Regions from separate parts of the Mus musculus genome. Here region 2 is linked to region 1. The links are chromatin loops, found by intact Hi-C in ENCODE. Cell type or tissue: heart. All regions are shown on one strand. Each heading gives the region's core, and the rest is flanking DNA. Links, peaks and the distances in the headings are about the cores only. Region 1 holds the start of Trp53bp2 (transformation related protein 53 binding protein 2). Region 2 overlaps Trp53bp2 (transformation related protein 53 binding protein 2).

The links. A loop is a pair of places that touch in the nucleus more often than their neighbours do. Peaks named below come from ENCODE experiments on the same cell type or tissue, not always from the same donor. Only the 100,000 strongest peaks of a DNase experiment are listed, where the experiment ranks them.
Region 2: a loop joins it to region 1, with 1.9 times the contacts of the local background. A loop is called at or near these places in 3 of 42 quality-filtered maps.

Annotation. Positions count from the first base shown.
Region 1 is chr1:182,395,164-182,410,003 of GRCm38, forward strand. It overlaps Trp53bp2 (transformation related protein 53 binding protein 2), which reads left to right and starts at 14,004. Exons shown (of 18, transcript NM_173378.2): 1 at 14,004-14,287. The coding sequence starts at 14,261. In heart, for the core only: a CTCF peak has its summit at 13,783; a DNase peak (open chromatin) is centred at 13,918; H3K4me3 peaks cover 2,114 bases; H3K27ac peaks cover 1,989 bases.
Region 2 is chr1:182,460,299-182,475,138 of GRCm38, forward strand. Trp53bp2 (transformation related protein 53 binding protein 2) reads left to right here. Exons shown (of 18, transcript NM_173378.2): 18 at 1,389-2,138. The coding sequence ends at 1,430. It overlaps Capn2 (calpain 2), which reads right to left. Exons shown (of 21, transcript NM_009794.4): 16 at 13,584-13,648; 17 at 12,626-12,694; 18 at 12,223-12,301; 19 at 10,381-10,497; 20 at 9,881-9,939; 21 at 6,955-7,937. The coding sequence ends at 7,914. Among named protein-coding and RNA genes, the nearest start is that of Capn2, 50 kb to the right of the region's middle. In heart, for the core only: no CTCF peak of the experiment used is centred there; DNase peaks (open chromatin) are centred at 1,193 and 1,753; H3K27ac peaks cover 1,159 bases.

The sequences.
Region 1 (14,840 bases), core at 12,341-14,840:
AACTGCTCCCAGGAGCTTGGCAGGAGACAGATTGGAATGCTTTAGGGAAGAAAACTGATGGAGCAAGGATGCTTTTACTGGGGAATAACCTCTTAGACTATGGTATCTCTAGGGAGAGCCCAGGCAGAGCCCAGGAGAAAAATTCCCTTTTGATCTGAGAGAGCAGAGGTAGGAAGAGATGGGGCTGTTGACCTGGCTTTGGTCTATGGGACTGGACAGAAGAGATGAGGGGCATTTTGCAAGGAACAGAAAGTGATTATTACAAGGCATAAAAACTAACGAGACAGAAGAGGCCACATTAATTAAATGGGGGAAAAGGCAGCCCTCTAGTCCATACATTTTTCTTGGGGAGCTAGATATTGACATAAGAAAAATTAATTTGGACCCTTTATTTCACTATATATACAGAAAATTACTAAAAGTGGATCACAGGTGTAGAAGAAACATAGGGGGAAATCTTATAAACTTTGGTTTAAACAAGATTCCTTAAATAGGATACAAGAGCCTACAAAAAAAAAAAAAACCAACAAATTTAACTTAATCCAAATAAAAATTTTTGGAAAGACACTATAAGTTAATATCCTTATCTAAAATTATATAGTCCTTGTCATGTAGACCAGGTTAGTCTCAAACTCACGGAGACCAGGCAGGCAGTGTTTTCTAATGACTTTTAATAAATATCTTTGTACTCACTGGTCACTGGTTCCTTTCATGAAGCCCATCTGTGAGTTAAAGGCCTCGTATCTTACAGCACAAGTCTCAATAATGTTTTGACCTGCAGATTATTTTTTTTAAATCTGAGAATGTTTAAATATGAATAACGAGAGATCTTGGATATAGAACTCCAAGTCTACATATGAAATTATGATTCATGTGTATCCCATACTCATAACCTGGAAGGTTATTTTTATATTTTTAGTTCACTCATGGTTTGACTGTGACCTGTTTCAAGAGGTCCGGTGTGGAATTTTCTACTTCTGGTAAGTCAGTCCCAAAAAGTTTTAAATTCTGGAGCATTTCAGATTTCAGATTTTTAATTTGTATAAAGAAAATGGAAAGACAAGAGGCCTAAAACAAACAAACAAAAAATTCGCAGTACACATGTGTATCGCACGACATCTCCCCGCACTATATTTAAAAATGCTGACAGCTCAGTAATAAGGCACATAACTCACAGTTGGGCTTCAGGAAAGGGAACACAGCGATGGTCAGAGAGCACAAAGATGCTTCTCACAAGCCGTCAGAACGTACCACCTGGTCTCTGTGAGCTTGAGACTAACCTGGTCTAAATGACAAGTTCTCTACAAGATAGGAATATATAACAAGACCCTGAATCAATCAATCAACCAATCAATCAAACAAACAGAAGATAACAACTGTTTTTGAGTACATGGAGTAACTTTCATCCATTGCTGGTGAGTGTAAAGTGAAGAGCTGGCTCAGCGACCGAGACCACATGCTCTTCTTGCAGAGAACCCACGTTTGGTTTCCAGCACCCAAGTGTTGGCTTACAGTAGTATGTACCTCCAGTTCCAGGGGATCTGACGCCCCCTTCCGATTCTGCAAGGCACCAGGGATGCATGTGGTACACAGACATGCATGCAGAAACTGGTGCACATAAAATAAAAATAATCTTTTATATTTTTGGTGGTGAGCCTAGCCTTTAATGGCCAAGCCATCTCTGCAGTCCAAGAGGAATCTTTTTTAAAAAGCATTAGGGTTTTTGGAAACAGACCATGTGGCTCAGACAAGCAAGTGGCTCAGCAGCTCCACTTCCTGATATTGGCCCAAGAGGAATGAAACGTACTTTTATGAAATGACTTGCATATATGCATTCATAGAAGGGTCGTTCATAATAGCCAGGACGTGCTCCATGTGTCTATGAACAGGTGAATGGGCAGAAACACTGGAAGCATGCGAACAATGGAGCGTGACTCGGCAGCAACAAGGAACAGATGACTGGTGTATTTAATAAAATGAACGAGTCTCAAATGCGTTGTGCAGGTTATACGGTTTGTTCAAGGAGTAGATCTTTAACATCATTACCAAACACACACAAACAGAAGCTATGCATGGGGATGAACGCACTAAATAAGTAGATCATAGTGCTAGTTCTACTGTCTGTATGTAGGCCAACACATCGTGTTGTCCATCTTAAATGTATATGGTGTTGTTGGTTATACCAAAATAAATGGAGAGGAACGTGAATAGTATGGAGCAGGAACCATGGATTTTAAAGAAGACAGTGGGAGATGTTAACAGAACTTTGCTTTGCACAAGTAAGATGTCATCTCGTTAGTGCTTTAAAAATCATGTCGAAGAGTGAACCTGAAAATCGAAAGCTCTCGCCAGGGAAGGGATGCTTAATTTTGTACTCGGGGATTCTGTGCACGGATCGTCAAATAACACCAAGAAGACAACAGCTACAGGTGTTGAGCGGAAGTCACACGGAAAGGAGTAAACGTTGGACGGTAGTGTTTACGTGATATTCTAGGATAGACACACACCGCCTGGTGTCAGAAAGCAGATCTCTCACATCCAGGGGAGGGATAATCAATGTGAAGCCACACAAGGATAATGCAAGTGTCGTGTAGCTTTGCCCTGCTGTATTTTCAAGGGCTTATAATTTGCTTAAACTAAAAAGTTATACCCTAAAATATATGCATTATATGTATGTAAGTCAGACCTCAATAAAGATTATTAAAACAAAGACCTCATGTATATGTGTCAGGGTAACCAGGCTATCAGTACTTCTCAGTAATATATGCTCTTGGACAAGGTCCTTATTTAAGTTCAAACTCGTTTATCTTTAAATTAGGAATTACTCGGATTTAACAGGATCCTGAGTTGTACCTTTTCAGGGTTTGGCATGGGCCTTAAAAATCAAAGGTCAAGAGCTTTTCCTGATCCTGTCAAGAAGGAAAATAGTTTATAATCCCTTGTTGGTTTTAGAAGCTGCCCCTGCAGATCTCAGGGAACATGGGTACCCCAGTCTGCCCATCGTCCACATATCACACAGGCAAACCACGCAAACTGAGACAACCAATGCAGAGAGACGAAGGCTTAGTTCAGCTCAGCTCTATTGGTCTCTCTCCTCAGATTGTTGACCCATGGCTGCTTTGGGCATGTGGTGAGGCGGGATATTTTGACAAGAATGTGTGGTGGAGAGAGCTGCCCGTTTTATGGTCTCCAGGAAGTAAAAAGAGAGACAAAGGCAGGCATCCACAATCCCCTCCACAGGGCACACTGCCAGTGACCTAACTTTCAGTTGGCTCCACTCTGAAACATTCCATCGCCTCTGGAAAGAATCCCTCTGGAGCCCAAGCCCTTAATACGTAGACACTTTGGGAGACATCTCAGGTTCAGACTATGGCGTTATTCTCTGGAAAAGCATCGTCCAGTATGAAAACAAGTAGCAGGATAAAACTGGACTGACTCCTTTTCCTAACTAAGTATAAATTTTGCTTTTAGATGAAGTGAAGATTCTGGCTCTTTAAGAGAAAAGTCTCACCTCTTGGAGACCAGCTGTCCGGTTTATATTCGGGCTGACCTGAGTTAAAATGGACTCATTTGATTCGGCTAGGTGGCAGGACATCATGCCTCTCTTGGTGTCACATTTCCCTCTAGTTTCTGCCTTTCTTGTTTATGACATCTTGTCTGGCAGCTTGAGCCTGCCCTGCCCAGGACTTGGTCATTGGCCACTAACCATATGATTACTATCTCAACAGTAACTCCTGTCTCAACTTCCCAGCCTCTCACATATCTACCACCCAATCACAATCGGGCTAGCAGATGTAACGTGTCTCCTGTAAAACTGGCCCAGGCAGCTCCTGCCTGTGGACCATGCCTCCCTGGGAACCGTAAAAAGCAAGGCCTACTCAGGCTGAATGGCTCTTCTCACACCTGGGAGAAGTCCAAGAATTTTTGGAAGGCAGCTTATCTGAACTTCTAAGTTGAAGCATCTCAGCTACATTCCTGCATCCTTGCAAGGGATTCCAGTCTAAGATAAGAAATGCAAATGGGTTGGGTTGAGTTTAAGCATCAGAGTCAGATGAAGCTGCATTTTATAAACTGTTAGTGCAATAGCATTCCTTACTGTCTGCATATGTTCTTTGAGGAAGCCTTTCTGCTCACAAGAGTTTCTTCCATTTAAATTTGTATTTCCGGAGGTCTTTGGGGGTTCTCCTGCTAACGTAAACACACACTCCATGACATCAGTGTGTACAGCTTTCTTCTGTCCATTTAGGCAGTGTTGGATGGTGTGGAGTCTGGGCTTCCATCCTGAGCAGATGCAGATCTGAGTCTCAGCTCTATTGTTTATTGGTGCTGTGATACAGGGGAGAGCTCCCTGCTCTGCACACTCTGGGTTTGCCTTTGCTCATTGAATATGCCAGTACCAACTCTCTCAGCATCTTTGCTCTTGCTGTCCCCCCACCCCCCAGCCTGCTACCTTCCTTTCTAGGCCTTCTGGGGGTACTCCTTGTCCTTCAGGTATCAGTTTAAATGGCATCTCTTACATGGGACCCACCCAACTCCAGTCTCCTTGATGGTATCTTACTTCACTTTTCTTTCAGCATTGCTCCTCTTTACTGATTATCTGGCCATTCCAAGTAGAATACGTAGTTTTCATGAGCAGAACAGACCCTTAGCTGTCTTTTCCACCACTATGTCTCATGTCTAGAGCTTTGAATTGTAGGTACCCAGCCCAAACAAGGTAAATGCTTTAGAAGTATTTGTGGAATAAATCAGCAGGTCAGCATCTCTGAGCTTTAGTTCATTTGTAAAATACAGACCACAGTCTTTCCTTTTAGGGTTGGCGAAGGTTAACACTTATGAACAAATGTTATGTGGACTCAGCGTATGTGTGGTATGCACTAAGTGTGCTATGAAGGGCAGACCTAGGTACAGCTATCTCTGCCCACTTTTCTTGCCTCTCAAGTACATAAATTCCTCTAGGAACTTTGTACACATTATATTGCTATGTACATAGGAGGAACTCAGTGAGTTTGGTTTTATCTGTTTATAATTATCTTGAGATAGGGGCCTCACTTGTGGTGCAGGCTATCAACTCGGTCTCCAAAGAAGCTAGCATTCCAGGTGCACACCAGCATGCTTGTTTACATTTAGTCAAAATAAATTTAGTCAAAATAAAATTTCTTATTCTTTTTTTTTAAATGCAAGCCTAATAATTACTCTTTTTTAACTCTCAGCTTGTGATTCTTTGCTCTATGAAGTTTTTCCCCACTGCTCATAGTGGGAAGATCAGGGAATTAGGCGACTTTGACCAGAGAGCTTACACATTTGATTTCATTCATCACTTGCAGGTAGATCTTCCTCTCCTAGACTGCACATGCTTTGAATCTCCCTTACTGTGTTCCCACTGACAGGCCTGGTGGCGCTCAGGAGAGAGGCGCTGAAGGACAGATTGTGACTGGAGAAAACCAGTGGAGTGGAATTAAGATTCCAGGTCTGAGGCATCCCAAGTGCAACTCCAAGCTTCTGCATGGACCTAACATAAGAACGCAGGCAAAGTACTCTATGGGGCTCCAGTCACTGTGATAATAGACCTTGGGTAATCCACTGTGAAAGAGGACAGTCAGGGCTGGAGAGACAGCTTGGTGGTTAAGAGCTCTTGGTTCTTTTACAGTGGATCTGGGCTCCATTCCCAGTACCCATATCAGGCAGCTCACAACTGTCCGTAACTCCAGTTCCACCGAATCTGAGGTGACCTCTTTTGGCCTTTTGTGGCACCTGTATTCATATGGTGTACATAAACTCATGTAGACACACATACATACACATACATACATACATACATACATATACACATACATACACATATAAATACAACTTTACATAGGAGGAAAGGTTTGTTTTGGCTTGCAATTTTGTAGGTCTTAGTCCATGGTTGATGGGCCCAATTGCTTTTGGGCCTATGTTAAGGTAGCACATCATGGCTGAAGTCTATTGTGAAGGAAGCTGTTCACCACCTGATAACCAGGATGTGGAGCAGAAGACATTTGGGGTCTTAATATCCTATGCACACCATTCCTCAATAATATAAGTTCTTTCTCCTACACTCCACTTCCTGAAGACTCTACCACCTTCAACAGTACTACAGGCTGGGAAGTCTTCAACACACAAGCCATTCTACAGATCTCACCTGTGGCAGCATTGTTGAAAAAAAAAAAGAAAGATGAATGGCCCTTGCCCTGACACATAAACTTTAAAAGTGGTTTCAAGACGACTATGACAATGTTCATTCTTATTTGATGTGTATTTTGATAGAGATGGGGGAGAAAAAAACCTCATGTCTATACCTCACAGTGGAATGAAATTCCTTGGCACCAGGGAAAGCTAACTCTGCTGGTGCCCAGTGAGCCTTTGGTGGCTTTAGCACAAGCAGTGCTTGAGTCTTTTAGACTAGAAAGCTTTCACTTGTCAAGGGTGAAGCTGCAACTTAACCTCATGATGTAGCCTTCCTTCCTTTTCAAATGCTGTATCATAGTTAGATGACTGCTGACTATCATCAGAACGGGAAGCATTTTAGGGCTGTTTCAGGAAGGGGTTGAGGTCCCGCAGACCTTATTCTACTCGAAGTTCTTACAAACACTTACGAGGTTGCCATTTGGGGTACAGTAAGTATACCTATGACCATGACGTTGGGAAATGTACAGAACACCGATTTGAACCTCACAAGGTGCAGACAGATAACTCACTGATTTGTCGTTATTTTGTTTGTTCGTCCTTCATACTACTGGACCATCAGCCCTGGTTTAAGTACTGAAGATTTCATGCTACATACAGATGAGTAAACAACCCTGATCCTATGGCTGGTAGTCTTGGGGGAGAGTCGGAAATGAACTGGAGCGAGCTTGTGACCAAGACGGAGTTTCTGAATCCTCAATCGCAATCCAGAGTGTGAGGATGAGGCCTGTACACTTGTGGTGCAGTGTGTGCTGGAGGAAGTGTGGTGGGTAAGGGAGACTAAGAGAAGATGATGGGGCCGAGTCTCAGTGAGGGAGAGGACTGTGGTATGCAACTAGGCTAGAGGGCAGGCACAGATAGACATGCAGGGACTTGGAGGAATAAAGGGCTATCTGATGATCAGATCTATGGGAGGTGATAGTAGTTTAAACAGTGTGCCGTGGTGGTAGATGAAGGGGAATTTGAGCTATTTAGGAGACAGAATAGACTAAAAGATAAATAAACTCAAGCATGACTCCCAGGTATGTGGTTTGAGGAAATAAACTTGGTGCCATTTACCGTGACAGGACATAGGAAAGGATCAGGATGGGAGAGAAAGACCATGGGTTTGATTTTAGACATGTTAAGCTTGCAAGAGGAAGTGGTCAATTAGGCAGCTGGACTTGATAAAATACAGAGAGCTAGCCCTGTGATAACAGAAACACTCTCCACTAACTGTCTGGTGCTTTATATATTACATACATCTGACCATTTAACTTTAATTAAAATCAAAGCATTAGAGGACTGGAGGGATGCTTTTCCAGGATGCTTGGGTTCAATTCCCAGCATCAATCATCCACGTTGGGTGGCTCATAACAGTGTCTCCAGAGGGTTCCGATACCACTGGACTCTGTATGCTCTCTCGCATACACACACACACACACACACACACACAGAGCAAGCAAATCTTTAAAGCATTTAGTCTCTCTGTTCTACTAGTCACATTTTAAGATGTCAATAGCTCTGTGTAGGGGGTTGGGTGGAGCTCACAGGCAGAAAATGACTTTCACAGGCAGAAAGAAGGAGGATTTGGGGTCCACCCTCAGTACAGGAAAATTAAAGCTCTTTGCAGCTAGTAACTTATATTTTTAACAGCCCAGTTCTAGAGCTCAGAGAAGCAGTCTGGGGTTGGGAATACAAAAATTGGTGCCTGTGTGGAGAAGGTTTAATGGCATAGGAAGATGGTGGTCCTTGGAATGAGGAAATGGAAGGGCTGAAAGCAGTTACCTTCAACGTGCGAAGTCCAGCGAAGAACAAACGGTCGCAAAGGGCACAGAGGCAGAAAGAAGAGAACATCCTTAGAAAGCCAGCAGGAAAGTGTGTACAGAGGAGAGGGGAGGAGCAACAGCCGCACAGCACAGCGCTGTGAGGAGCACCAAGGGGGGCGGACACAGAACAGGCTTGTTCCCTCAGTGAGAGATTCCTGGCCACTCCATTCAGTGGACGAGAAGAAGATTAGACGGGGAGGACGAGGTCATGGAGAGAAAACTGACAATGGAAGATAAGCTCCTCGCTCCACAAGCTGTCAATCCAACGCCAGTTACCATTCATTTAGTCAGGTAAAACAGAGCTAACGTTACAGACACGGCTTCAAGCATCACGTCTACCCCTCTGGGTTACCAATTCTGAGGACATTGTCATGAATATGATGAGGCACACATAATGTACTTTTCTCTTATCCTTGGAGGGCAGATGGGGGGGGGGCATGCAAGGACTCAGAGCAGGCCATGTTAAGGAACATCATTTAACCTTACAACCACAGAATGTGACAGAAGGTGTTTCTTTCTTTCCTGTCATCTAGAATTTAGAGAGCACACAAGGAGACAGAAACGTGTATAGACCTCCATGTACCATACACATGGCTCCAACCCTTCATCCTTTAGCTCCTCCCCACCCATGCCCTATCCACAGGCATGGAAGGGTCTTAAGTCTGAGAGGAACATGATTACAAGGGTGTTGAAAAAGAAATCATTCTGCTTAGCACACACACACACACACACACACACACACACACACTCACACACTCACACACAGTACATCTTGGGTTCAAGTCATTCTTCTGTCCCAGTCACCAGAAGAGCTGAGGCTATAAGCCACTTCTCCATGCTAGAAAGTCAACACTCAAAGCTTTGCAGACCGTAGAGGTTCTGTCACAACTGCTGGGCTCTGCTGTCCCTCTCTGAAAGTGGCCCCAGACGGTGTAGTAATAAATGTGTGGCTGTGTTCCAATACAATATTATTTGTAGACTGAAGTTTTCATGTCCTTTTAATGTGGCACAAATCTTTGGCTTCCCTCTTTCATGATTTAAAAATGCAGAATCAAACCAAACAAACCAAAACAAAGGGGACTGGCGGGGGGCACAAGGGGTGACACAGGCACGGGCACATCATCCCAACTCCTTGGGAGGTAGAAGTAGAGGCAGGAGAATGGCAAATTCAAGACCACTGGGCAATTTATCCAGATCTGTATCAAAATAAAATGTAAAAAGTGAAAAGAAGCCTGGAGATACAGCTCAGTGGTCCTTTCCTATGTTCCATCATCAGTACTGCTAAACGAACAACTCAGAAGCAATATAAACACAGGTGGAGAGCAGATATGGCCTGTAGTTTGCAACTGCTTAGAGAAGTGGTTTTCAGCTTGTGGATGGAGACCCCTCTGACAAGCCTCTAGCTTCAAAAATATTCACATCACAATTCATACAGTAGCAAAATTATAGTTATGTAATAACAACAAAAATAATTTTGAGGTTGGGGGTCACCACGACATGAGCAACTGTATTAAAGGGTCACAGCACCAGGAAGGTTGAGAACCACTAGGCTAGAGGTTGATGGGAAGTAGAAATGCAGGAAGACCTGCCAAAGGCAAGCATCAAAAGAGTCCATAGACCTAGGAGGCAGACGCACAGGAGGGAGGCAGATGGAGATGTGATAAGTACCAACAATGTTGCATTTATAAAAGTTCCCACCATGCTCTAGGTGCAATGTTAAGGCTGAAGCTGCCTAAAGTGTATTTCTTTCCATCGAATCTAGTTGGATGTAAGCTTTTGTCTGTGTCATGTGGCCAGGGCTAGGTGGCACCATGCAACGGAGAGGTCAGTTCCTCTTGAGAAACATCAAATGGCACTTTCAAGAGTCACATTTAGGTAGGAACTTCAAAGATGCAAAGAAGCCTTCCCACCCTTTTAAGTGCTATACTTAAAGCAGGGAATATGAACTTCAACCTGGTCTCCTTGCCTTTTAATACTGCTAATTAAGGAGAATGCAGGAAAAGATTGCATAAGTTGATAGGTCAAGGAATCTGTAAAAATAGCTATGGTTGGCAACAATTAGTTGTGTATTTCATTACTGAGGTATTTTCAATGTTTCCAGCACAAAGTAATGTCTGAGGAGAAGATATTCTAGTTACTCTCATTTGATCATTAAGACACTGTATACATATTTTGATATATATACTGTACCCATAACCTTAAACATACATTAAAAGGCTGTATAGATGGAGTGTCTAGGAAGGACAACTGGAGCATTAAATTGTCCTGGATGCTCCAGGCCCTCACCCCATCTTCTGGCTCGTACCAGTCTCCATCTGGTACAGCTCCTTGCCCCTTTCACTCCTTTAGGATGCCAAACACAAGACAGTCTGGGCCCCTTTGCCTGGCTGTTCCCACTACCCAGAGTCTGACTCTCCATCCATTTATTTCTCCCAGGCCTCCTCTGGTCACTCTGTCTAAAACACACTATGCAACTCAGTTTACTTGATTGCTTTCTCTTCCCTACAGCATTTAGGATTACAGCATTCATTTGCTTATTGTCCAGCATCTCTACTCAGAATATCAGCTTCAAGAAGGGCCTCCATTGCCTTTAAAATCTAGAATAGTGCCTGGCAAAATATGGGCACATAAGAATGCAGTTTGCTCTCCATTTCTACAGGCCCTGCATATACAAAGTCAACCAAACCTCAACTTGAATATTTTCAGGGAAAACTTGTGTCAGACCTGAACTTGTATAGAGTGGTCTTTTTCCTTGTCCTATTATCTTTATAGGATAGTAAGTATTGTAAGGAATTAGCATTGTATCAAATGGAATGACTAATACATAGCTAATTTAAGGTAAACTGGAGGATATGTATAGGTTGTATGCAATTTGATTGACTGATTGGGTTTTGCCCAGGCTGGCCTCAAACTCTTGATCCTTGGGCACCACACTCCCAGTGTTGTGATTATAAGCATGTGCCGCCATACTCATTATGCCAGGGATGGAGCATTTGAAAATGTTAGAATCTAGGGGGAATCCAGTCCTCCATGGATACGAAGAAATGATTGTAAATAGTCAAATCAATGAGAGAAGTAGGAAGAGTAAGACAACTGAGGGGCCGAGGGGAGAAGGAAATGAAAAGGTTCAAGATCTGTCATCAATATCTTACTGACAAAGTAACATGGAAATGCATCTTCTGAGGGGAGGAGAGGAGTCAAGGTTTGGAACGTCTGTGGGAAATGGGCCAGAGTAGCATGGGGAAGACACAAGCCAAACAGATAGGTAATGCACTGTGCCTAAGGGTGGGGTGAGGTCAAGAGCGAAGGCAGCTCCTCCCCAACCAGCTTGTGGTAATTTCATTTATCTTTCTTGGACTCAAATACAGAATTAAGGGGTGGGGAGAACCAAGTTGAGGCTCTTGGAGGAGTAAGAATGTGACGGTGGGAACACAGAAAAAGCGAGAAGCTGGGAAGGCAGCTAGCTCATCTGACCAACTAACTCACCTAACAGCTATGTGTGGTTTACACAGAATTGAAGGGAGTGAATGAAGGCACAGACAAGGTTTCTTTGGTTTAATGCTACTATGATTTAAAAAAAAAAATCCCTCAACTATAAACATAGCTGCTATTTGGCATCTGGAAATTCTCAGTTGGCTGGAATGAGTTTCAGGAGAAACTGCCAGCAACCATCCCCTTTCTCTCCCTTCCCGTGGGCAGGGCATTTGTGCAAACAGCAGTAAAAACAAACAACTGGAGTTTATTAGTCACATTCTTCGCTCCTTGCTTCTATTTCCACCGAAATCATTTTTATTTAACTTCTAATGATTTATTTATGCTTATTTCATGTGAATTCGTGTTTTGCCTGCATATATGTCTGTGTGCACTTACACAGACAAAATTATTATTGTTGTTGTTATTATTTAACCAACCCAGTGTTGCAGTGCTCATATTAAACATAATGTACTGTTGTATGCAGTCAGTTTTCTGGTAGTAATGGGGTAAGTGTCCCATTCCTTGATCCACTGAGAACTGGAGCATTAATGAACAATAGGAATTCTTTTACTGAGCTGGGCAGTGATGGTGCACACCTTTAATCCTAGCTCTTAGAAGGCAGAAGCAGGTGGATCTCTGTAAGTTTGAGGACAGCCTGGTCTATGAGTTCCAGGACAGCTAAGGCTACACTGAGTGACATTACCTAGAAAAACTAAACCAATCAACCAACCAACCAAAAACCAAACAACAACACAAAAAGAGTTTTTTTTTTTTTTTTTTTTTCTTGTTCTTTTCTTTTTTTCTTCTGGGTGACTGTATGTAGACTGGTTTTATTGTCCATTCAGCTTTGTTTTGTTCATTGATGGATCCACAGTACTTAGAAGACCTACAGTATTTTGATACATTTTACTGAGTAAGTCAAGGTGTGGACTTCCTTTACTTAACCCAGGGTAATTCTAGTTGTATCAGTTTTAATTTCATGTTTAGATAGAGTAGCTGGGATGATAGAGTAGCTGGGATGATGTTAACTGGGAGTTGGATGATTCTTTTTTTTGGGTAAGGGATATGTTAAAATAAAAAAATAATTATTCTTTTATTTGTTGTTTATTTATTTGGAGACAGAGCATGTAGCCCAGGCTGGCCTCAGACTCTTGATACGTCCTGCCTCAGCCTTCTAGTGCTGGGACGACAAACAATAAGTGCTCATTCTTTCTGTTGTGCTTTGTATTAAAACCAGGAGTTTATTCATGTTAAACACTCTATCACTAAACTATGTCTGACTCCAGGGACCCCCCCCCCCCCGTTTACATTTTGAGACCTATTCTGCTAAAGCTGCCCTGGGAACCCTTAAATTTGGGATTTTCCTGCCTCAGCATTCTGAGTACCTGGGGATATAGATCTGTGCCACACACAGGTCAATTTATATTTAATTTTTATAAAAGTGTCATTTGAGGTAAGGTCTTACTCTTTCAGCTCAGGCTGGCCTGGAACTCACTGCAATTCTCCTGGCTCAGCCTCCCAAGCGCTGAGATTACTAGTGCACGCTACCACATTCAGCTGGCTCCATTCTTGAAGCTGTATACATTCTGGTGCTTCATTTCATTTCGTTTTGGGGACTCTTCTGTCCTCTGATTCCAAATGAGCTTGCACGGGTTACTTGACGTGAAATGAGCTTCGTGGAGTTAGTGTTCCTGAAGCCTATGTCTCTCTGGATAATGGACTCGACTATCTGCCTCCCTATCAAAGCGAACTACTGCCAATTTCCCAGCGTGAGCTTCGACGGCTCCAAAAAATGGTCCTTGTGTTAAAAGTGTTTACAGGTCGTGATGAGCTGAAGAGCGCCCCAGAAAGCTGTTTTTACCCATTTTCAAATCCTTTGAGCGTGCTGTTCAAAACACAGGGAACCCCCCCACTTCTCAACACTGAAGGGCTTTTCCCTTCTTACATTATAGAAGTAACAGGCCATTCAGAGGGGGGTCTTGGACATCGCCTGAGGGATGAGGACAAATCCGAGAGCGCCTTCTGTCAGGAACGTGCTCCGGCCCGGCGGACTCGCAGGTCTCCATCTTGTGGGGCGCTCGGATCCCTCAGGGCGCCCTGAGTCAGGTGTGTGAGGCGGCGCCGCCCAGGCCCCTCGGCGTCCGGCGCCTTGTGGCTGGTTCATGGTTCCTAAGGCAAAGGGCTCAACTCTCTTGAGCAACTCGGAACCGCCAAGGAGGTGAGGGACACAGCCCTGGGCTCCATCCCCGCGTTTTACGATTATTGTTCTCCTGCGGCGCCGCCCTCCCGTGCCTTGGCTCCGCCTGGAGGCGCGTTCAGGAGCAGCTCCGCCGCCTGCATCTTCCTCCCTCGGAGCAAAGGTTCCCGCCCCCTCTGGCACCGCCCCCAGCATCTGCGCATGCGCCTTCGCCGCCCGGTTGGCGCTCCGCTCCCCCTTACCTCAAGCCTTGGGGCGCGCCGCGGGCGGGGCTTCGTGGGGGGCGGGGCCAGCGCGCCTCGGTGGGGGCCCGGCCGGGATTAGTTGGTTTCGGCGAGAAGGAGGAGGAGGAGGTGGGAGTCGCGAGCGCCGAGACAAAGCCGCGTCCCGGAGACGGGCGAGGGGATTGGGCCCCGGACTCGGTGGCGTCCCGGTCCGCTGAGGGGACTCCAGCGCCGCTGCCTCGCAACAGGTCGGCCGCCGGGCGCGCGGCCTCGTTCTCGCTTGGCTTCCCCGGGCCCGCGACCCTCGGGTCACTTCTGCTCGGCCAGGCCGCCGCCAGACCCCCGCTTCCATGCGGTTCGGGTCCAAAATGATGCCGGTAAGCGGGTGGGCGTGCTGGGGCCCGGAAGTGTACAGGGCGGGGGGGCCGGGTCAGCGGAGCCGGTGGAGCTTCGGGCTTCGAGGCTCTGAGGCTCCGTCCCTCTGGGTCCCCGCGACGGTCGCGATGCTGCCCCGCAGGCAGTGCGGCAGCCCGGGCCGCTGCTCCAAACTTTGCTTCTCGGATGAGACCTTTGGGGAAGCTTGTTTTGAAGGTCAAGAGCCGGGGAACCTTGTTCTTAGCCTATTTCTTTGAATTGTTTTGAGGCTTTTTACTGAAGTGAAGCATAGCGCTTGAAAAGGCTTGCCTTTCTTTTTCTTTCTGCCAGTTTTTTTTTTTTTTAACTTGAATTTCGATCTGATGTTGGTGATAGCAGCCATGTCACCCTATCTATCTCTTTGTGGAAACAGGTTTTAGTAAATGCAGCCTTGAAAGTTTTAGTTCAGAGGAAAACTTCAGTGCCCCGCTCCCCCAGCTTTTTTTCTGCAAGACCTCTAAGAAAGATGAGTGAATTCTTTTGGCATCTGACTTGGCCAGCGTCACAGGTGACTTG
Region 2 (14,840 bases), core at 1-2,500, 53 kb after region 1:
TTTTTAATCATTTTTAAAACAGAGGGGGCGGGGGGAGAGTTTTCATGTGCCACAGTAATTGTGTGAAGTCAGAAGACATTTTTGGGAGTTGAGATTGCGATCCACTGAAGACGCCTGGCAGGCAGCGTCAGCTGCTGAACATCCCGCCTGCTCCTTCCTTGCCACCCTAACCCGAGTTTACAATAATGGCTGATTTATAAAATGGCTCAGTCAAGCTAGTAACCTGTGTAACCTGACAAAGCGGACCTTTAATTCTGTGATGGAAATAAAATCTGTTAGCGAGTTTTCAATTAGTATGTATGGTTTTAACTATTAATTCCTATGGTGTACAACAGACTGCTATTAAGTTGAATTTTCTAGTGAAGAGAATGGTTAATGAGATGGAGGATTATTCTGAGGGGGAAGCAGTCAGTCAGAGACAGGGTTGCGCTCTCAGAAGGTTTTGAAATTAACAGACAGGGATAAAGGTTGTAATTTTAGTCCTAAACTTAGAACTCCTAGTTCCCTGGTGCTCTCTTCTATAAACGTGTGCTGTATGTGTCATGTTTTAGTATCTTCTGAGTATTAAAAAATAAAGGAAATTTCACAATGTGGAATATTTAGACAGGCTCAGCCTGGAATCTGCAAAGGGCTTTGACAAATGTCTTTTCTCAGCTGAAACTGACTCTTAAATAAACACACCACCTCTTTTGTTTTCTTGTCCCTAGGAGACGAAGGGGAGGGTTTGTTTAGCTTGATGGTGAAATTCTAGTTTGACTTGCTCTGGGCCTCCAGACAGAGCCCTGCAGCCCTCACATAGCCTCCCCTCGCTCTTGTTAGGGAAAGCACAGGCCAGCAGAATCCCAAAGCATTTCATGTCTTCCGAAGTCCACTGATTCAGGCATTTGTCCTGATAGGCTCAGGTTCCACCCACAGTGCCATGTCCTGTAAATAAGGTTGAAAAAGTGTGGCTTACATATGTGGTTCCAGTACTTAGGAGTGTGAGGCAAGAGGATTGTAAGGCTAACCTGGGCTACCTTGAAAGACCCTGCCTTAAAAAAAAAAAACAAACAACGACTTTTGCCCGTCATGATGGGTTTCCAGATTCTGGAGCACACAGCAATTTACAAGTAGTCTTCAGCGTTTGGCTTCCCTGGGCTGCAGTGTGGTTGAGCAAACTGCAAGTTGAGTTCGTGCCTGGAGTCTGTGTCACGGCTCTGTGGTGCTGTTCCAGCTGCTGGGCCCTCGATGTGATCAGTGCAGATTCACTTCCTGCTTCCACAGCTCAGTGCCTTCCCGAGTTGGTTTCCTGTGTCAGCTTCCTTGCCCCTCTTCCTGTACTTATTGAAATATTGTAAAACTTCCATACATATGCCACATGTAAATCTTTTTTTAAAATTCTCTTGCAGCTATACCCAAGAATTAAACCAAGACAAAGGAGCTTGGCCTGAAACTTGAGTTAATGAAGAATTAATGAGCTAGAAGAAATACTATGATTATCCAGGAAAAAAAAATCAGAAGGCTTACTTTAATGACAGTATAGCTCAGAAGCAATGAAGAATGTGCCGTGGAAGAAAATGAAGGACCGAAGGACTCGGCGTGAGCAGAGGCATTGCTGCTGAGCCCGCACCACCCTGGCTGGCAGAATGCTCATGGCGGCGCAGCATAGGAGGCAGCCATCTGGCTTTGTCAAGAAATGGGACCATTTGCTGGACTGTGGGAAAATCAGTTTCTTGTCCTGTGTAGGGTGATTTTGGCACTGTTCCCATTCCGCTGACCTGCCAGAAAGGACCTGTGCCATCTGGCACCATCTCCAACTGCCCCTGAGCACCAGCAGGCTTTGGGATCCCCGGCGGGTGCTGTACACTTGTGTGTTATCAGTGAAGAACTGTTAGCTGCTTGTCAGTGAGCAGTAACTATTGTATGAGTTATTGTAGCATTTAAGAATTATGCGTATATTTGAAATACTGAAATTAAACTACACTACCTAATCTAAAGTAGATTTAGAATCTTGTTTTTAGATTGAATTTGAATCTATATTTATTGTCTTTTTGTATCTTGGAAATTAGAGATTTGTTATAGATTTACCTGTATTTGTCAAGATCATAGCTGGTTTTAAAAATGATTGTAATAAAATTAAACTTTATGACTCCAAGCTATTTCCTGGTTTTCCTTTTAATGTTATACACAGCTTTGGTTATGGGGCATAAGCCATTGGGCTACCTACTGCACAGCTGAGAAATAGTGAACTGCTTGATCCAACAGTCGGGCACTGTGGGAAAACTTCCTGACAGTCGTGTGATTGAGAAGTGGTTCTTAATTACAGATATGCATCTCTGCAGTTTACAAGGCTGAATGGCTAGAGTACTGTGCTTTTAAGAGACTGGGGTGAGGGTGTGTGTGCTATGTACCTGTTTCCTCATGGAGGCTGGAAGTGAATGTGGGATACCTTGGAGCTGGGGTTAAAATGGTTGGTGAACTACCTGATGTCTGTGAAGGGATCTGAACTCTGGTCTTCTATAGAGCAGTTGGTGCTCTTAACCACTGAGCCATCTCTCCAGCACCTAACTTAGTAATTTTTAAAAAGGTCATAGAGACCATAGTGAAAGAAAGCTTACTTGGACCTACAACTTCTGCTGGGCTATTTTAATGTCCTTTAATGTCCTCACTCTTTACACATTATTCATAAAGTTATAAAAATTTACTTGTTTACTTACTTATTTTTATTACCAACCAAGTAATGAGTTGTATCAGAACCCATTTTGCTTAGTGAAACCATAATAGAAGGTGTAGGTGCAAACCCACTGGTTACTTTTTCTAGACTTTTTTTTTTTTTTTTTTTTTTTTTTTTGGTTTTTCGAGACAGGGTTTCTCTGTATAGCCCTGGCTGTCCTGTTTCTAGATGTTTTTAAGAGTAACTGAATTCTAACAAGGAAAGTGGATGAAAGACAGAATATAGCCTTCCAGATAATGAAGAAAGAATGACAACATGGATTAAATATGGAGCCTGCACAGCAGGAAGAATTCTAGACCCAGGTGCCTTCCCCAGTTAGTGAGTCTGACACAGAACTGGGGATTTTACCAATCAGCTTAGATTATCCAGGTGGGCCCAGAGTAATCACATGAGCCCTTGAAAAGCAGGAGAGGCAGGCGCCTGACACCGAAAGGGTGGTCAGCCAGATGTGGGGTGTTTTTGAAGATGAAAGGGGTCATGAGCCAGAAAGTGTGAAAATGAAGAAAAACTCTGGACTGTCAGGAGACAGGGCCTCAGGCTTGTAGCCATGTGGACCTGAGTACACCCTACCAGGTGAGCTGATCTGTCCGGAGATGACTCCTCATGTGTGTGGTGTGCCCTAATGAAAATTTTGTTGGACCCCAGCTGTATACTGTGAGATAATGGATGTTTTTTGTTTTGTTTTTTTCGAGACAGGGTTTCTCTGTATAGCCCTGGCTGTCCTGGAACTCACTTTGTAGACCAGGCTGGCCTCGAACTTAGAAATCCACCTGCCTCTGCCTCCCAAGTGCTGGGATTAAAGGCGTGCGCCACCACTGCCTGGCATGGATATGTTTTTAAGCCATTGGATTTGTATGAGCTGTTGCAGTAGGAGACAAATACGACGTGAGTTCTAGAACTAGACTGTTGCAGTCATTACTTGTCCGACCTTGCCGAGACAGTTGACCTCTGGGAGACTTGTTCTCTTAACACTGGCAGTGAGACTGTGGAGACTGCCGAGGAGTATCGCAAGTCTATAGAAGCAGGAGATGTGGGAAGTAGGGAAGGAAGCCAAGCCGGCTGTTGGCTGGTTGCAAATCCCTTACCCTTACCATTCCTTTTTATTCTCTTTGTAGGTTTTTACCTGTTTTATTATTAAAGTACCAAAGCTTCTTGGGGCTAATATTTGAAAGTGTAGACCAAGGTTACTGACTCAAAGTAACACAGCTTTCAAGGAAATAAGAAACCGTTTGTCTTCAGTCAATTTGAATGACCAAGGGCCAGGATATATGGAGCCAGGTTACTCCAGGTTCCTGTGTTCCCACAAGGAAGCAGTTCCACAAAGGTTATAGTAGAGCAAAGGAAGTCACAAATCAAGGCAACCTAAGACATTGGTGGGTACATCAGAGAGGCAGTTATGCAAGATGGGGAGTCTCCTGTAGGTCTCAGATGCTATGTGATGACATTCTTAGACTCTAGGTTGATAGACTCTAAGACAGTTTTTATCTATTACCAGATGCTAGTCTGACACAGAGGTGGCTTTCAAGGGCCGAAAATTAGCCCAAAATTCAGTGATTAAGCCCTGGACCTGAAGCATTCTAACCAGCCTTAGATGCAGCTTCTGTCTAGGACTAATTCTTTTTTTTTTTTTTCTTTTTCTTTTTTTAAGGTTCCTAAGTAGCAGCTTTTTATTCACACCCCTAAGTTGTGTATAGCAACATTAATCCTCTGCAGTACAATTCTACAACTCCTTGTCCACCCACACTAGAGATGTATTTGGGATTCACAGATGTTCAAACTAATCACATAGACCTCATATATGCAAACCATCTTAAACAATGCCTATGAGACTTTAACAGGAATTACACAATGAAGGCATCGATTCTGGCCAGATTTTACATAACAATCGACTCAACAGAAATAATCTCTGGTACTCAGTGTTTTCTAAGACCTCAGAATTGTGGGTTGTCAATCTGTCTTCAAATCATGATGAAAATAAGCCACAAGTGGTTGTTACAACAGAACTCAGTCTAATACTTTCTCTCCTTTTAATACTACTTGAGTACATATAATTTATTTCATTTGTAATTTCACTCCAAATTTTACATACAAAGCAGGAAGTCTTGTGTAGAGTAGGCAGTGGACACTGGAGAGACACTGTTGGGTATGTTTTGTAGTCTCGTTTTTAGATTTTTTTTTTTTTTGCATAGCTGAGAGCCTGCTGGAAACAATTCTGTATTCTGTTGCTTGCTTGCTATTGTGTGTTAGGATTCAATGGCTATATCAAACTCATAATTTATCCAACAGTTTAACTGTTCTTTAGTTCTGTGTGTGTGTGCTAGCCAGTCTAACAGCAGGATTTATAGGTGCTTTTTGTTTTTACAAAAGGGAGAAGGAAGCCTTGTGCAGTGGGCCATGCTAAGGAGGAGAGTGTAAACTTTAGGTGAAGTCTTGGCTGGAGGTGGTGTCATGTGACTGGAGTCACAGTTGACAAAAGCAAGGGACAGGAGGAAACTAGGGGAATGTGGACTCAGGTCAGAGGAAGAACTGAGTGGAATGAAAGGCAGCAGAGCCTGGCAGGGGTGGGCGGTGGGGGCCTGGAGGCTGGAGGTGTACCTAGGAGCACCCATGACAGATAACTTGGACCGTAGCCACATGAGAAGACTGATAGGCTGTTAATTAGCTAGACGGTACCAGGTGGAGAAGCGATTTGGGGAACAAAGAAGTGAATCTAGCTAGGACAGTTTAGAATCCCTGGTGCCGGGGAAGGACGGGTCAGGATGGGGCAGGAGTGTGATTGTGATGCTGTTGAGGAGAAGCTATGAGAAGAAAAACTGAAGAGATGAGTGTGTCCGGTCCACAGAAGAGCTAAGGCAGGTGTGGGCTAGCAATTCAGGGCAGAGGTTTACAGGAGTGGTGGTGAGATGCAGGCCAGAACAGTTCCCATGGGATCAAAAAGGATGGGAGTCTATCTCCTCCCTGTAAAATGAGCACCGACCGGTTTTTGGTTTTAGGCTTACTTATTTTTATTTGGTGTGTATTGTTGTTTTGCCTGCTTATATGCTTGTGCACCACATGCATGCAGTGCCCATGGAGGTCAGAAGAGGGCATCGGATCTACTGGAACTGGAGTCACAGCAGGTTGTGAGCTGCCATGAGATGCAGGGAACTGAACCCTGTCCTCATTGCAACAAAGCAAAGTTGGCATCAGGGAGAGCGACAGATGGGCTGGCTACATGCTGCCAGCTAGTGATGTCAAGAGTAGCCTCTGCCACTTGGGAGGGGCCAGCTCACACCTCACCCAAGACCACCCTCCTCTCAGCTTCTTACAGCAGGACCCCTGCCCTCACTCCCACCCAGGTCTAGAACTGCTGCCCTTATTGGAATAACCACCCTCTCCCTGCTAGGTCTCCTAACCTCAGACTTCAAACATTCTATCACCTTCCTCCATCCAATCCCATCTTCAGTCCTTCACCAACACTACTCTGGTCACCCATACTCCCAAGACAACCCATTCCCCCCTATTCTGAAACCCCTCAGTGTTGAACAGAGAAAGCTCAATCCAGTGACCCGAGTTAGTTCCATACACACTCTCCCAACTTCTTAACCTTCCCAGCCCACCTTTAGCTGTGTTGGAGAAACCCATCTACTACTTGAAATGGTGCTATAATTCCCCAACTGTGGAGGTGGAGGCAGGAGGATCAGGAGTTCAAGGCCAATGTTAGTTACATAGGTCCAGATCTGTCTGGACTATATGCAATCCTGTTATATATCCTCTACCCCTAGGAGGTGAGGATCTGCCCACAAAACTGTCCATGAAATAGTGGGTAGCACTTTCCCATCATGCTGCCTTCTTTCTTCCCTTCCCATTTTGTGATTCTTCAAGGATCACCAGCGACAGGTCTAGCCCTAGACTAGTGATTTACTATGTGGGTTTCTCAGCTCCCACAATGGCCCCCCATCCCCATGGGAGCAGGCCTAAGCTCTGGAGCCAGCAATGATATAGGGGGTTTCCCCAAAACCGTCCTAAACCAGACCAAGCAGGTGGAATTAGGATTGTCCTTTCTGCCAGAGTGACCAGAACTTCTGAACTAGAGTTTTAAAAATGTTGTACAGTTCCATAGTTTAATTATAGGCAAGATGCCTTCTCAGTGTCTGAACCTTCAGAGCAGCAGACCTCACGTAAGTAGAACCCAGCTGTTACCTGTGTGCTCCTCAGCCCTCCCATGGGGGCCATGCTCTATGAAGAAAAACAAGGCATGGTGCGACTGTGTTGTAACTCTTTATTAACAGTACGTTTGGAAGTAGATAAGGCAATATGTCTGTATGGTTGCTAGCATTTTCCCAGGATGAAGAAGCCAGCTTGGTTGTTTTAAGAAGATCTTCTGAGCCCTGTCCTCCCCAGCTGTAGGCACAGTCCCTGGGGTTTATCACGATCTTCTTGCAGACGGCACACCTGGCTCAGTTGGTCAGAGTGATCTCATTACTTACTACTTGTCAGACCTAAGTGTCTAAGGCCAAATATGGTCAAGGACTTGAGTTTAAGAATGCTAAAGGTATATAAAAACCATCTTCTGTTAGAACCAAATGATGGAAGCAAGCATGCCCTTTTTTTAAATTGGCATTTATTTTCTGAGATCGGGTCTTGCTAGGCAGCCCAGGTTGGCCTTGTGTCAGACACTCCTGGCTCCTGGATTCTTTAGATGCCTCCATCAGACTGGGTTCTTTAGATGCCTCCATCAGACTACTTCGTCATTGTATTTCTCAGTTCGCTCAGGGCAAGCGGCAGTCTCTGGGCTGCTGTGGCAGGTGCCACCACTGCATTTAAAAGTTAAAATTTCTTCAAATATTCCCATCAAGGCCTTGTAGCCTCTGAGATTGGTTTACTATTTGCCCAGTTATTTAAAGCTCTCTGCATTCCTTCCTGATTTAATATTGCTATGGCCAGGACAATGTGTAGAAGTAAAAAGGATATACTATTTACAGGTGTAACGCTTCCTCTGACCTTACCAAGGGTTATGCAATTCATTTGCATTTGGTTTAATAATATGCAAATATGTTACTCTGATATGTGAAAAGTTCATCTATCCCAGACGGTTATATTCTTCAGTTATAATCATCCGATGAAGTCAATGTTCCCGTAAGTTCAAGGTCCAGATACAAAGTGTCTAAGTGTAGTCATTGGCTGTTTTCTTCCACTAGACCTCTCCAGGCATGTAACTTCAGAGTACTGAAAAACTCAGCCACTGTGAAAAAAAGAAGAAGAAACAAAACACTCATTCAGGGAGCGTTGTTAAAATGAAAGACCTTATAGGTGGCTTTGAGTTATTCTGGAGATGGCTGAACCTACCTTCTGGAGTCTCGTCTTAGAAGTTTGATAATTTGTGTGATTTGAACTGGTGGTTGTTGTAGTATTGAATACATGAAGGGTGACATTCAAATAACATGTGAACCAGTTTCACACACTTCTGCCTCAATACACCACATCAGAGGTTTGGAGGTGGGGGTGGTGACGCATACCTTGAGTTATAGGGAGGCAGAGGCAGGCAGATTACTGTGAATTTGAGGCTAGCCTGGTTTACATAGAGAATTCTGGGATAGCCAGGGCTACATAGTAAGAACCTGTCTCAAAAAAAAAAAAAGGGTTTGTGATATGGACATCCAAACCCTCTGCTTTCAGCCTTGGTTCTACTTTCAGTTCTATAGGAACTCTATCAGACTCTAAATTGATGTGGAATACACCAACTCATCAGGACTTTGGACAGGACAGCTGGGCGATGTAACCCACAACTGAGGTTGAAATCATGGAAGTCACAGTATAACTAAGGGGCGACTTTGTAGACATGGCTCCTCCTTGGCAATGTCTCCTAAGGGATCTTTGGGAACCTGTGGAAGGTAAGTGAAATGGAGGGTACACATTCCTTAGGAGATGGGAAGGGGTCGGTCAGCATAGACAAGCCAGTATGTGTGAGCAGAGAGTGGGGTGGGGGTGGGGGTGGGGGCAGAGTTGGCTGTCCTGCAGAAATGAGAAATAGGCTAGTTTCTAGAACATGGCGTGTTTCATGCTCCAGTTGTATTGATTCCCTTTAAATGGCAGGCTTAGGCTAAGGGTGAGTTCTAGGTGATAAAACATATAGCTTTAAGCAGCTGGTCATTTGTAACTGGTTAAAAGGTTTCCACTTGGATACCTGTACTTTAAACACATGGCAGGGCAGTGTACAGCTGTTTGAGCATCAGAGTTCAAACTTCAAGGGAAAAAATAAAAGGTTATCTGTGTCTTGCCATTCTGCTGTCCTGTGTGACCCGGAGAAGTAGTGTTCCCACCAAGTACAGCATCCTTCTGTGGACTATGCCCCACCAAGCTCTGGGACCAACTGCACTCATGTGGTCTTGGATTCTTTGCTGATTTTAATATTTTCTGCAGTGCTGGGACTTGAACCTGGGCCTTATAAGTGCTCAGCAGGCTCTCTACTACTCAGTTGTTCTGTTAGTGTGAGCCTTCTGTTAGCAGGACTACAAGGGGATGTCCTACGCTTTGGTTTCGGTGAAAGTTGCCTACCACATTGATCTCAAGAGATGTGTTCTTGAGATCTAGGCACGTAAGCCTATCATGGCAAATATGTGTGATTGTTGTTAGCTTCCTTTTAAAGAGGAGAGAGTGGAGAGAAGTATTTGTCCTAGAAAATGCTTTAGGTAGATATGTTCTATGAATGGCAGGCAGGTCTTCCTAGAAGTTGGCCTGGATTCTACCCTAAGGGTTTCATTCTACAAGCACATTCTTTCAGATGCTGACCAGTTCTCTCCTCAGCCATCTGGTATACCCAGCTACCTTAGTCTAACCCAGTGCTTATGATCCAGTCAAAGCTCATGGGACAAGAGGACCAGGTGTGTTTTCCTAGGTTGGAGAATAAGCAAGTCGTTCAGAAATAGCAACTCGAAGTGCATCATGGGACTTCCCAACCATTTACAGGCCTATCCCCAACAGACCAGAAAAAAAAAAAAAATCCAGAAGCAAAATTTCAAAAGAACGTCATCCTGGGAGTAGCCTGTTCAGGTCACCCTAGGAACAAACTGTTCAGGTCAGTTACCCCAGGAACAGCCTGCTGAGGTAGCCCCCAAAGTAGCCTGTTCTGACCCATCTTGCAGCAGCCTTCCCAGGAGTCGGGGTTGGTGTGAGCTGTCGACTTACCGAAGCAAGGTTGAGCTGTATCGTTCCAGTGTTCTCAGGGTCTAGCTGCTTGAATATCTCTGTGGAGAGAGGTCAGGGTGTGAGAGTGAGGGAGCAGAGCTGCAGGCTGCAGCAGCGCCTGATGCGGCAGCTGATTTTTGTTGGATGCCATGAGCTACTACTCTTCTCTGCTTCCCCAGTTTAACGACAGGGACATTTATTCTCAATTCACAGACACATCCAGTGACTGCACAGCACCCCCATCCCCCCGAGAAGGATGAAATAGGCCAGTGGTTCTCAAGCATTCTAACTCTCCCACCCTTTCATACAGCTCCTCAGGGTATGGTGACCTTGGCCATAAAATTATTTTCATTGCTACTTCGCACTCGGAAGTTCGCTACTGTTATGAATTGTAATGTAAAAACCTGTGTTTTCCTACAGTCTTAGGCGAGACTTGTGAAAGGGTCATTACATCCCAAAGACATTGGGACCCACAGGTTGAGAAGGCCTTAGCCACATACTGAATAGCGTTTCCAGACGGACCAAACACCGCACAAAATTGTCAAAGTCGATGATTAGCTCGTCGTCTGCAAACCGGGCAACGATGACTTGATGAAGTTGACAGGGCAGCTTGAAACCTGGAGGGGACAAGGGACCATCTGTGAGTGTCAGGTCCACTGCTTAGCTCTGTCAGTGTCACCTACAATCTAGCTCTCCACACATGCTGTGGAACCAATCTCTCTCTCTCTCTCTCTCCTCTCCCTCTCTCTCCATCACTTTATTTTTATATTTTTAACATTTATATGTGTGTACCTGCTTTTCTTTAGAGATTTATTTATTTATTTTATATATGTGAGTACACTGTAGCTGTACAGATGGTTGTGAGCCTTCATGTGGTTGTTGGGAATTGAGTTTTTACAACCTCTGCTTGCTCCTATCAACCCTGCTCACTCTGGTCAGCCCCACTCGCTCAGTCCCTGCTTGCTCTGGCCCAAAGATTTATTTATTATACATAAGTACGCTGTAGCTGACTTCAGACACATCAGAAGAGGGTGTCAGATCTCATTATTGGTGGTGAGCCACCATGTGGTTTCTGGGATTTGAACTCAGGACCTTTGGAAGAGCAGTCAGTGCTCTTACCCGCTGAGCCATCTTGCCAGCCAGTTCAGACAACTGTAAGCCATGAAGCACTTCCTGAGATTTGAACCAGGATCCTTGGGATCCACAGTGGTTGCTCTTGCCCACTGAACCAGCACACTTTTCTACATGTGCACCACCTGTATGCAGTATCTGCAGATGCTAGAAGAGGGTGCTGGATCCCTGAGAGCTGGAGTTGTGGTTGTGAGCTGCCCAGTGTGTGTTGGGAGCCAGTCAGCAGCAATGGTCTTGCTAATCTGTATTGATAACTATGATCCCATTTTTTTCTAAGTTAGTTCTAAATCAGCTTGGAGATTAGTTTTAGGAAGATTTAGCTCTAACAGAGGACTGATTGTGGCAAACTAATTAATCTTAAATCTTCCTTGTGAACTAAAAAGGAACTTCAACAGGCCCATGGCTGGCTGGGCATGTTGTCAGTATTTCCCAGCTTTCTTTGCTGTATGAGACACTGTGAGCAAGTTCTGGCCAATGGTGTGTGTAAACAGAAGTCATGGGTATGCCTTCAAAAGCAAGGAACCCTTTGTGTATGGACTTACTGACAGCATGTGATAGTGTTGACCTATTGTCCCAGATCCCTAAGCAGTAGACAGAAGGAGCCTGGAGTGCTAAGAGGAGGCAGCCCCATCCCAGCCTTGGCTGCTTAAGGGAAAGATGCATGCTGTTTAAACCACTGTTGTTTAGAGTCAGATTTGTTCTCAAAGTGCAGAAGTCTCCTGTGTTGGTCTTTGCTAGGTTTACTTCCTAGTTACTGATATCTGTTCTTCTGGGGCTTTCCTGAAGGCTGACACAGTCAGATTCTACCAAATCAGCTTTGCAGGGAAAAGTGTGAGGAGTACACACACACACACACACACACACACACACACACACACACACAGCAGCAGCAGCAGCAGCAGCAGCAGCAGCAGCAGAGAAGAGTGTGAGGAGTATGAAGAGGGATACACATGAGGGATGCACATGCATACACACATGCGCACATACACACAAAAACAAACACGCCAAAAAAGACACACATACTTGAAAGCTGGCTTCACCTGCTTGTTCTACCAGGCTGCTCCCGGGGATAGAACCCAGGGCCTTGTGCATGGTAGGTAAGAGCTCTACCTCTGAGCTACATCTCCAGATCCAGAAGCAAGGTTTTGGTATACAGTATAGAGGTGCTCAGCAGAAAACACAGGCGAGGAGGGGAGAGTCTAAAGTGTTACCTGCTTCTTCCAGTGCTTTCCGCATCTCGTAGGAATTCATGGTTCCAGACCTGTCCACATCGATTTCCCGGTAGATTTTCTGGAACACGCAAAATGCTCATTAGAACCGTGACCCAAGCAAAACAGTGTCAAGACGCCTGTGAGGTGTGTGCTGAGTGGGCTTGAAGGGCTTCCCCTCAGCCTTCTCTGGAAACTCTTGACAGTGACCTCATTTCTGGTCACTTATCAGGCATAGGAAAGGACAAGGCTATGTCACTTGCTAAGTCCTTGCATACAAGGACTTGATAGAGTTCAATTCCCCTGGAAATGTGCCCCTACCCTCCACAACAGTTACATCTTAACACATATGCCAGAATGTCCCCCCAACACTGATCTACCCGCCCCAGGGTGCCCAGGGCCATACTTGGTATTTCTGAATCTTCGTCCAGAGGATGTAGAACTCCTTCAGGCCAAGCTTGCCACTCCCATCTTCCTGCCCTCGGTTAAGGAAAGCTCCTGGAGTATGCACTCACTGGGTACAATGGCATCCAGTTGGCCTACGGGCTGGCTCTGCTGGTCTTCCCAACACAAGCACAGAGGTTTCACAGAGGATCTGCCTTCTGCTTTTCATTCACACCCTTAAGTTTCCTCAAAAGGGAACAGCAGGAAGGGTGTGATAGAGCCCCGCTGTCAGCTGACTAAGAGGGCTACGGCCCCCAGATCTCACTAAACAGTTTGTTAGGAGGTGAGAGACAGATCTGGGTCCTTGATCATTATTCAAGTATTGTGAAGAGGCGTCTTGTGAAGGGAGCTGTGTCATAGGAAAATGCCGTGCGGCCAGTAGACGCGGTGTCATAGATGCGTGGACTGTTCCAATACTGAGCATTAGAAATGAGGGGAGAGCATGGCTAGTCTGCTCCAGGGACAGGTGGGCATCCCAGAGGGGATAGGCCAAAGAGAACAAACAACAGCGGCGGCACACATCTTCATCTTCAGCTCTAGAAATGTTTTGTTTGTTTTTGTTTGTTTGAGACATTTTTTTTTCTATGTAGCCCAGGCTGCCTTCAAACTGGAAATCCTCCTGCTTCCCACCATGTGCTGGAATTAACAGAAGTGTGCCACCACACATGGTTTTAGAAGGAAATCTTGCCAAGGACACGGATTCATGTCAGACCCACTATGGTTTAGGAAAGCTCTGCTTAGCAAAAGGAAGAGAATGATGTCACCCAAGAAGACACCAGAGATGGCAAGTGTATGGCCCTGGTTTCTAGCCCCACACCTGCCAGGCTGCCTGTCCACACCTCAAGCCTCTGAGGGCACGTGGGAGTGGGCTCACTTTCCCCTATCTGAGGAAGCAGGCTCTGGAGCGCGTGAAAGGATACATCCAGCATGTCCACCATGATCTTACAGGTCTCGATGCTGAAGCCGTCTGACTTGATGTCTTGGCCTAAAAGATAAAATGGATGTATGAGGAGAGCCTTCCAGACCAGCACTGTCTCCCAGAACTTTCTACAAAGATAAACATGTTCTTCCTCTGTGCTGACCACTACAACAGCCAATCGGATTAGTTTAGCCATGTTTGACTGGCTGTCAAATGGGGACGGTACAGAAAGTCTTAGGCGTGTTTGATTTCTTTGTATGACTGCCATGGATATATTAAACAGGGTTTAATATCAAAATAAGCAATAAAGGAATAAAAAATATGACTGGACTTTTTGAGTTTTGTGATTGAGCTCAGGCAGGCTTCAAACTCAACACTTCTTCTGACTCCCAAGGGCTAGGATCATGGACATGTGCTATCACACCTGATTATAGCTGGGCCTTTAAATGCTGACAGGGTAGAAAACTGCTGGTGGTCACACACAGCCAGAGAGCACGTGTGTTCATTGTAGGTTCCGAGCAGAGAGAGGAAGGCAGCAGTTCCACTGGTCTATCTGCAGACAGTTGTATCTCTGTCTGAGATGACAGAGAGGGCTGAGGACCCAGAACCTACTGCACTTTTGTAGGTGAGTCCATTGGTGGTGGCAGGTGGCATGAGACTCTTGTCACACTCTCCGTGGGCTTCATGAGGAGCAACTGTGTGCGTGTGCATGTGTGTGTGCAAGCGTATATGTGTGTAACGAGGATGACAGTAATGTGTGTGTATGATGGATGTGTCTGCATGTGTGTGAGTATGGATGGGTATGTACCTTGGCTCATGGTACATACAAGTCAGGACAGCCTTGGGTGTCAGTAGTAACTTTTCACTTTGGTTGAGACAGAGTCTCTTTGTTGTTAGCCCTTGTGGATGCTAGACTGGGATGCCCATAAGATTCTGGGGACTCTTGTCTCCATCTCCCATCTCACCATAGGAACACTGTGTTACAGGTGCATGCTACTGTGCCTGGCTTTACTTGGGTTCTAGGGATTCAAACTCAGGCCCTCGTGCCAGCACGGCAAGCACATTACCCCCATACCATCTCTCCAGGCCACACGGAATAACCCTTTTGGTGATGTTTTTGTAGACTATTTGGGCTTACATCTCAACACTAAACTTGTTCCACTAGACAGCAACCCATTGTCCAGTATGGTCATGAGGCTGTGTGGGGACACTTAGGCAGAAGGCCAGAGTCACCAGGCAGGCAGAGGAGGGGCCTGAG